Regions from separate parts of the Homo sapiens genome. Here region 1 is linked to region 2. Evidence: chromatin contacts called from ENCODE Hi-C or POLR2A ChIA-PET data. All regions are on one chromosome and are shown on one strand. Each heading gives the region's core, a stretch centred on a gene start or an enhancer-like site at or near the end of the contact. The rest is flanking DNA. Distances are from core to core; before and after follow the strand shown.

Evidence for each region. A loop is a pair of places that touch in the nucleus more often than their neighbours do. ChIA-PET counts read pairs that join two places held with the same protein, here RNA polymerase II (POLR2A). Pooled maps may share reads with other maps.
Region 1: a map of ascending aorta shows a loop between it and region 2 (2.4-fold over the local background). The contact joins two enhancer-like sites. A Hi-C loop is called at or near these places in 5 of 168 maps with a recorded cell type or tissue (aorta, ascending aorta, cardiac septum and 2 more) and 5 of 50 pooled maps. POLR2A ChIA-PET finds 5 or more read pairs at or near these places in 5 of 52 experiments (A549, AG04450, Panc1 and 2 more).

What each region holds. Positions count from the first base shown.
Region 1 is chr14:32,466,281-32,470,505 of GRCh38, reverse strand. The region is part of intron 2 of AKAP6 (A-kinase anchoring protein 6); the gene reads right to left. Among named protein-coding and RNA genes, the nearest start is that of AKAP6, 140 kb to the right of the region's middle. Within about 2 kb of position 1,430, at least 5 of the 41 ENCODE cell types and tissues checked have a DNase peak (open chromatin) inside an H3K27ac peak, as active enhancers do; they include ascending aorta, where a contact is called at or near this core.
Region 2 is chr14:32,432,197-32,436,641 of GRCh38, reverse strand. AKAP6 (A-kinase anchoring protein 6) reads right to left here. Exons shown (of 14, transcript NM_004274.5): 2 at 2,825-3,182. The coding sequence starts at 3,148. Among named protein-coding and RNA genes, the nearest start is that of AKAP6, 110 kb to the right of the region's middle. Within about 2 kb of position 3,086, at least 5 of the 41 ENCODE cell types and tissues checked have a DNase peak (open chromatin) inside an H3K27ac peak, as active enhancers do; they include ascending aorta, where a contact is called at or near this core.

The DNA.
Region 1 (4,225 bases), core at 181-2,680, 36 kb before region 2:
GCTGATGTGAGCCCTAACGACAGCAGTGATACAATTTACATTCAATAAGCCATGAGTCAGAGAATATCATCTAACTTTTTATGAGAATAAGATACTGTAAATTCAAACTTGTAATGAAAGACCTTACTCTTGGTTTGACTGCTGTTCAGTCTTCTGGCAGGGATGGGTAGGGTGGGATACAAGAAATGCCTGAAACATTGCTTCTCAAATCTTAATGTGCATCTGAATCACCTGGGGATCTTGTTAAAATGCAGGGAGACAAGAATCCTGCATTTCTAACAGTTCCCAGGTGTGGCCCAAGCGTCCAGTCCACAGACCACACTTTGAGTAGTAAAGCTCTAAATATCAAATAGCCTAGTTGATGTTTTGTGGGTTTTTTAGTGATGAAGATTCTGTTGAGGGTGGAGGAAAGGGAGTGATGGTATGTAAGTGCTAACCCTGGATCTAATATGACATCATTTTATATTAGTAATTATATTCAGAAGACTTGATGTTTTACCACTTAATATTTGTTCATTGGAAGAGCAACTGAACTTAAAGCAAATCAGTAATTTCCCAACATCTACAGCCTATTTTATTAGAAAATAAAAAGATAAACATCTGATTTGAAAAGCGATAAAATATGTCATATATGCATGTCAAGCATCAGTTCTGATCTTTAGGTAACTGAAGGCATAATCTTTCATTTTGGAAACAGACATAATGCAATCTCTGTATCATAACTTTAGAAACATCTCCGAGCAGCATGTCTGGCTGACGAGCCAAGACAAGTATAATAATAAAAAAAAAAAATTTGTGACATTAAAAATATCAGATCTCAAAAAAAAAAAGACATTCTTTTAACTAGCGAGGCAAAGAAAAATGGGAAAGCTATAAAAGCTTGTTTCTTTATCAACAGTAGGTGGTGCTACAATACAAGTAAACAGTAAATGTACAGCAAGTACTTTTCTTGTCAGCATTCAAATAATGATTTAGTTATTATTACACTTTCTTACAGATCAAGATCAAAACTGTCTTGACTTTATTATACAGATTATTGGACATGTTTTCAAAAGTTTTCTACTACCAAGAAACGCTAGGAATCTACTGGTAGTTTAATATGTCAAATAATCTAACTTTTTTTAAATGTATAAACTTTTGTGTGCCTATCTTGTTTTTAATTCTTCTTAAATTACTTGGGGGAATGCTAGTGATCATAGTTTGTTATACACTGGCATACCAAGGAGGTTGTGAAAATCTCCTCCGTTGGAGACTGTTGAAAAGCAACACAAAACCCTCTATTGCTTTCACAGGACTTCTTCAAAGCAAGTTGATGAACTTTACCAGGCAATGCCTAGAAATTATTTCCTGGCACAAAGTCTAGTGGCAGGACAGGAAAACACTTCCCCAGAGTTGCAACAGTTCTCACAGTACACCCCATGAGTCAGGGAGGTATGACAAAACAGACGAGGGATCAGCAAATTTTCTAGTGGAATGCCTAGTTAATACCTCTTCCAATAGCATTCATTACTGTAGAGTTTAGGACAGTTTTTCACACATTCCACTAGGCAGAGATTAATTTGGACTAAACCTACCTATTATTCATATATTATTAATAATCACTTAAAACAGATGCTCTAAAATCAGTATCCTAGAAATAATAATTTTGATGAAGGTGGAATAAGATTGTTAGAGCAAAGGGGGGCAAGTCCAATTAGAACGCAGGACATTTGAGGAATGGCAAGTCTTTGGAAGTGGTTGTGTTTCTGTCAGGGCTTTGATGAGACGAAAACAACATAAGGATATGGAGTACCTGGGAGAAAGAATGGAGGGACAAAGATGGGAGGAGGGAGGACAATAAAACATAACAAAAACAAAAATCCTGATTTGCGCTTTTGTCTTAAGTCATGGTAGCACAGATGTGTAAATTGCCAGGCTCTTTGTAACACTTGATCTATGCAAGAAAGGTAACATCCTGCAACATCCTGTGATTACAGGATGTCTAAAGACAGAGATCTAAACTTGAATCAACAAAGTCCCTGCCCTCAAGAAGCTCCCAATCTAGTGTTTCTCTGCTATACTTACAGAGGTGGGCTAACCTTTACTACATGAAAGAGCAAGGCATTGTCTCACAGGACTTTGGTCTATTCACTTCACAGATATAGAAAGCAAGTCATCCAGGGATGAAAACTAAGTCCCACAACTCAAAAGGCACAGAGTAGGAAATATTTTTGGCAAGAACTAGCTCTTCTGAATATGTCATTTAATTTTCTCTTCATTAATGTCATCAGTAAATATTAACAGAGTACCTACTGTGTTCAAGGTGCCAGTGTTTCTCTTAATCATTTTCAGTAGAAAAATCACAAGTTTTTCTAGATTCTGAATGCTGCTGTCTGGGCTCCTATCCTAGGGCTGCCTTGTGACAGCTCCCTTTGCTGGTTTAGTTTATCAGACTCTTTGAAAGGGAGATGACAATTAGGGTGAAAATGAGAGAGAAGCAACAATATCTATAACACATACAAGAACAGAAGGGCTGTAACCAGCAATTGAAAAGTCCCTTGATGACAAAGACTAGGGAGAAAAGGGAATATAGAAGAAGGGGATGAAAGGTGAAAAAAGAAGAAAATAGAAACTAAAAGCAAATAAAACCAAGAAAATTTAACATGTAATGGCAAAAGAAAAGAAACAGAGAGGTGCATCCTGAATGGAAGCTGAGGGAAATATTGGGGGTCTCATTGAAAAGTAAAATGTGTGATATTGCAGGAATTACAGACCAACTTCTTGGGATTCTGACCTCTTCCACACTGAAGATCAGAGGACAGGGAAGAGTTATCCAAACAACCAAAGAAAAGAACCATCCTGCTTTTTAAGACAGCATGGTTTATAGACAAGCAGAGACAAGATAGTGTCCGAGGATCCAGACTGGATTCCTGATTCTGACAATTTAGTTCCATGTCCTGGGGCAAATCATCACCTCTCTAAGATTCTGTTTCTTGTCCAAGAGAGTAATAATGCTTCACTACAGGTTTGTGAAAATCTTTATATAAATGGTAGTCATTCCATTTTTAAAACTTTTTATTATGGAAATTTTAAAACATACAAAAACAGAAAGAAGAGGATAATGAACTCCCATGTACCCAACACCCAGCAATAACAGGTATTAACTGTTGTCCAATCTTGTTTGTTCCTACCCACTCCCCCAACCTCAAATTAATTTGAAGCAAATCCTAAGCATCCTAACATTCTGTTTAAATAATATTTCAGTACATATTGCTAAAAGATAAGAACTCTTCTTTTTGTTTTTGTTTTTTTTTCCTTCCAACTTTTATTTTAGGTTCGGGGGTTCATGTGCAGTTTTGTTACATGGGTAAATTGTGTGTCACAGGAGTTTGGTGAAAAAATTGTCTCGTCACCGAGGTAATGATCAGAGTAACCAACAGGTAGTTTTTCCATCCGTACCCTCCTCCCACTCTTCACCTCAAGTAGGCTCTGGTGTCTATTGTTTTCATCTGTGTCCATGTATACTCTTTTCAAATACAACCACAATACCATTATTATACTTCCATAAAAATTAATACCTTTATATTATCAAATGTCCAATATATGTATATATTTCCTCAATTGTTTTGTTTTTATATATATACATATATATTAATGAATTAGTCTTGCTAAGAAAGAAAATATATATATATATATATAATCTTGTTTTTACAGCTTATATTTTGAATCAGGATCCAAAAAGGGTCTACACATCGATTGGTTAATATATCTCTTTTTTTTTTTTTTTGAACTTTAAGTTCTAGGATACATGTGCAGAACGTGCAGGTTTGTTACATAGGTATACATGGGCCATGGTGGTTTGCTGCATGTATCAACCCGTCATCTAGGTTTTAAGCCCCGCATGCATTAGGTATTGGTCCTAATGCTCTCCCTCCCTTTGTCCCCCACCCCCCAACAGGCTCTGGTGTGTGACGTTTCCCTCCCTGTGTCCATGTTTCTCACTGTTCAACTCCCACTTATGTGTGAGAACATGCAGTGTTTGGTTTTCTGTTCCTGCGTTAGTTTGCTGAGAATGATGGCTTCCAGCTTCATCCATGTCCCTGCAAAGGACATGAACTCATTCTTTTTTATGGCTGCATAGTATTCCATGGTGTACATGTGCCACATATTCTTTATCCAGCCTATCACTGATGAGCATTTGGGTTGGTTCCAAGTCTTTGCTATTGTAAATAGTGCTGCAGTAAAC
Region 2 (4,445 bases), core at 1,837-4,336:
ATCCCATTGGCTACTGGGTGGAGAATAAACTGCAAGGCTAAAGGTAAAAGAAGCAGCAAGATTAGTTAGAAAGTTCTAAAAGTAGCCTAGGCAAGCAGTGATGTGGCTTGACTAGGATGGCAGCAGTAGTGTTGGAGAGAAGAGAGTAACTTTAGGGCATATTTTGGAGATGGATTCCCAGGACTTGTTGATAGACATGTATGTGGAGTGGAGAGTCATGCTTTGGCTTAACAGAGTAGTGACGTTTACTGAAACTGGTAAGATTGGGAGAGGATTAACAGCTCTTTGATGGGCTTGAGATGCCCACTAGAGACACAAGTGGAGATTAAGTTAGGCAGCTGGGGCTCCTGGGAAAACACTGAGATGAACATATAAATTAGGCAATTATCTGTGCCTAGATGATCTTCAAAGCCATGGGCATTCCCAGCCTTGAGATGGTTATTTTTCACTGTAAATTAATAAATTGGGTAACTTATCAAGGTAGTAGGAGCCAAGTTAAGATGCCCCATCACAGCTGGCCATCCCCAGTCTGGGCCTGCCCATCTGCTTTGCCAAAGGCCTCAGTTGAGAGCTGCTTCTACAAGGTTGTTTTGTTGTGTTTCCACATATAAAACTCTGTGCCCAAGTTCCCGTTTATTCTTATGATCAACGTGGAAATCAGAAAAAGTGATATTTATTTAAAATATTTTTGAAAAAATGCATGACAGTGCTTATTTGGTGGAATAAAGAAATATTATACGAATAAAAGAGAAACTTAACTAAGTAGATTAAGCGATATAACCAAACACTTGTGTAGACCTTTTTTGAGGCCACATGCAGTAACCAGAGCTCCTTGACTTTGAACTCAATGTGGAAAGGCTCTATTGGTTAAGTAACCTAATGAAACTAGTACCCCGAAAAGTCATGATAGACATCCTAGGATAAAATGAACATAGGACAATTTATATTTATCCCCTTAATAGTTATTGACTGAGTAACTACTATGTAATTACTGTGTTGACTTCATGCCCTCCTGGGGCTCCTTTCTCAGCAGGGGAGACAGACCACACTAAGGGATGGAGCTGATGGAGGTGGGTGTGAAATACCTTTTGACCAAGGTAAGAACGTGATAGGCAGTTCCAATGAGAAAAATACATACAACCCTAGAGTTGGTTTCTCAAACACTAAATATAACCCTATGTTAATTGTACAAAAACTTTACATTCTTATTTGGAACTAAAATTTAAATTTTCACTTCCAAGTTGTTAATGTAATTCAATAAAGTTAATTGACTCATTAATGTTTTTAATAGCCCTTAACAACACATTTTTTTTACTGAGACTTCTAAAGATATTTCCCTTTATTGTCCCCACCTTTTCTATGTAAGTCTGAAAGATTCCAGAAAGCAGTAGTTGACTTTCCTTATAAACCTAACCCCCTATCTACTTATGGGAGCTACATGTAAGGGTAGCCTTGGAGGGGACAGAGAAGGGAAGGGGGCAAAGCAGAGCCTCCAAATTTCTATTTCACTTTAACCTCAAGGAGTTGGAGACCTGCTATTCTGATTATACAAACCATGTTTCACAGACTGAGTCAAATCACTCCCTGCTGCAACAGCAGAAAGATGGCTGGGGTTTGCATTCTGTTGAAGCTAATTCCTAGCCATCTCTCTGTTGCCTTTTTGTACTTTTTTCCCTAATAACCTGTAGAAATCAGACACTAGACCTGCTCAACCTGGGAGAAGCCCAGTCACCTTTAAGATTCTGGCTCTTTTGTTCTCTCCCCCGACCACACTCATTTGAACACTTTCTGTAATGGGGCAGCTGGGCTCTGGATCTGCTGAACCAGCCTGAGAAGGCTGAGCCTGCTCTGCTCTAGGCTCTATGCTTCATTTTAAGTGCTCATCTTTCCCACTCAGGCTGATGGCTGCATCCTGTAAACCATTTAAGTGTTAAGATCCAAGAATGTTTGACCTTTCATTTCAGATTATTTAGGATGAACCAGTTTAGGTAAAGGAAGTTTCCTTAGTGTTACTTCTAATTGACTAGAAATTTACCATGGGGTTTGTGGCCAGTGCCCTGATTGGTTATAAACCTGTCTTGCTCTGCAGGTCACTGACCTGAGTGTGTATTTCCCTCAAGGACCTGGGAGAGAGGAGTGACTATGGCAGGGCGAGGTTCACCTTATCTTGAAGTCCCTAGGCCAAAAACGCTATTAGTAGTACTCTTTACTAGCAACTCCATTTCATTATCACCAACAGTCAGGCTTTTAAAGGGCTTCTGAGTCCACAGACTTTTTTTTTAAATGTCTGAACTTTAGATGAGTTGTCATAAAATCACCTTTGTTCTACATGAAGCATTGTGCCTGGATGAAACAACTCATTGTAAAAGAACATTGCCCTTCCCTACTATGTCAGAATTCATTGTTTGCCACAAAGGCAGCATCAGCTTCAACTGAAGATAACAGTCACATACAAATACTCACAATCACAGCTGCATTTGATATTTTACCTATAAGAGTCTTTTATTAAACCCTTTGTAAGAGTTTTTAAATACTTTTATTCTGTGTAACTTATTTTGATAACACTGCACAAAAATACCCCTCCCTTTCCCCATTTCTCTGCACTATCACCAAAGGCCAGTTGTATTCTAGATAATCAGCACATGTAGTAAAATCAGAGAAGAATTAATTATTTCCATGTTTATCTCTAAAGATAATGGTTTGAAACCTGGTACTGTGCTTTTCTTCCTGGACAATTCCTCACTGGAAATTACAGAACACAGTCTCTAGGTGCCACAGCCTTTTGAAAACTTCTATCCTGAGAGGATCACAGACCTTGCCTTACCTTTAGTTGAACTAGATGTACATCCACATGCTTGCTGTCCGAATCCTGCTGGACTGAATAGGTTAGGTCTCGGACCCTCTCTGAGGTCATCCGGAGCCAGGTCTCAATTTCAGGTAAGTGGAGGACAATCTTCCAGTCAGCCCCTGTGTGTAGTGGGGGTGGCTTTTCATACTGCTGGTCAGAGTCCATGTCCTTCATTGCCTCTTCTCCCTCACCCTGCTCCACAGTGGGTGTCATGTTGATGGCCATGGGTGAAGCATCAGTAGCCATGGGATCCAGGTCCTGTGACCTCAGGGGGGAAAGTGTCACGCTCATGGTTAACATGGAGAAGTCTAAACCTCACTTCTTTCCAAAACAGCTGAAAGGCAAGAGGAAAGAAGAAAGCAAGAGTCAGTCAAGATTGCCAAATAAAGAAATGATACTTCACAGAAGAAACAGGATTTCTAAATTAAGCCAGATTTCTAAATTAAGAAACCATAGCTCATAACAAAAACAGAAAGAGGTGTTTTGATTTTCTACATGGTAGCCCCAAGAGCCAGGAAATAATATGAACATAAAACCACTGTGATATTGACTACTCTCCCCCCACCGCCCCCATCTATTCTTCCCTTATTTCTTAGTAACAAAATCCTGGTTTTTAGCTGTTCATATTCCTGCACAGAATTTAAAACTACATTCCCTATCTCCCTTGCAGCTAGGTGTGGCCATGTTCTGGCCAATGAGTGGAATTGTTGTGTTGAAATTCTGGGAGAGCTGCTTACAGGGAGCTGACTCAATTAGGAGGGGCTCCCTTTATGCCCTTCTACTTTCCTCCCCTTCTTCCAGGCTGTAATGTGGACTTGATGGCTAGAGCAGCTGGCAACTCAGACCCAGAGAGGCCTTTGCGTATGACGGGTAGAGGACGGTGGAGCATGAGGGTAGAAACACGGGTTCCACTTGATACCGGAGGAGCTACCGTACCAGGTCTGATTGCTGCTCTGTACTTCTTTTATGTGAGAAAAAACCAAACTTCTATCTTGTTCAAGCCAGGATTATTTTGGGCTTTTCTACTAGAAATATTCAAACATCATTTTGACTATAAAATCAACATATTCAATACGTGGGACAGCTACGTGGGAAGATGTTCTAATCACAAAAAACACTGAGCTGAATTCAGGAGATGTTGCTCCTTTCTATGATTTGTTAGTTAAATAATAACCTGTGACAATCCCAAATCTTTACTTTCCTAGAAAGTATAAATCATGGATTGTACTGAATAGATCTAATTAACTCTCAATCTAAATTACATTAATATTTGGTTATATGGAATTTTTAGAGGCTTCTGGAATTTTAGGGGTAATAAATTGGTCTGAAATACATAAACAGTAAAATATTAACCAAATAAGTTAAAATAACATAAGTGTAATTCATCAAAAAGTAAGGTGGCATTTTAAGATGAATTTAATTAGTTTAATTATCCAGCTATTAAATTTATCTTTCTTCTGGAACGAGTCTAGTATAAAATATCAACTTTTAGGCTCTTATACTTTAAAATAAATAAGCACTATTTTTAGTCTCAAGAGCAGCTTCTTCTACTCAAGGCAATGAATTTATTTTTCTTTTATACTTTTTTTTCGGGTTC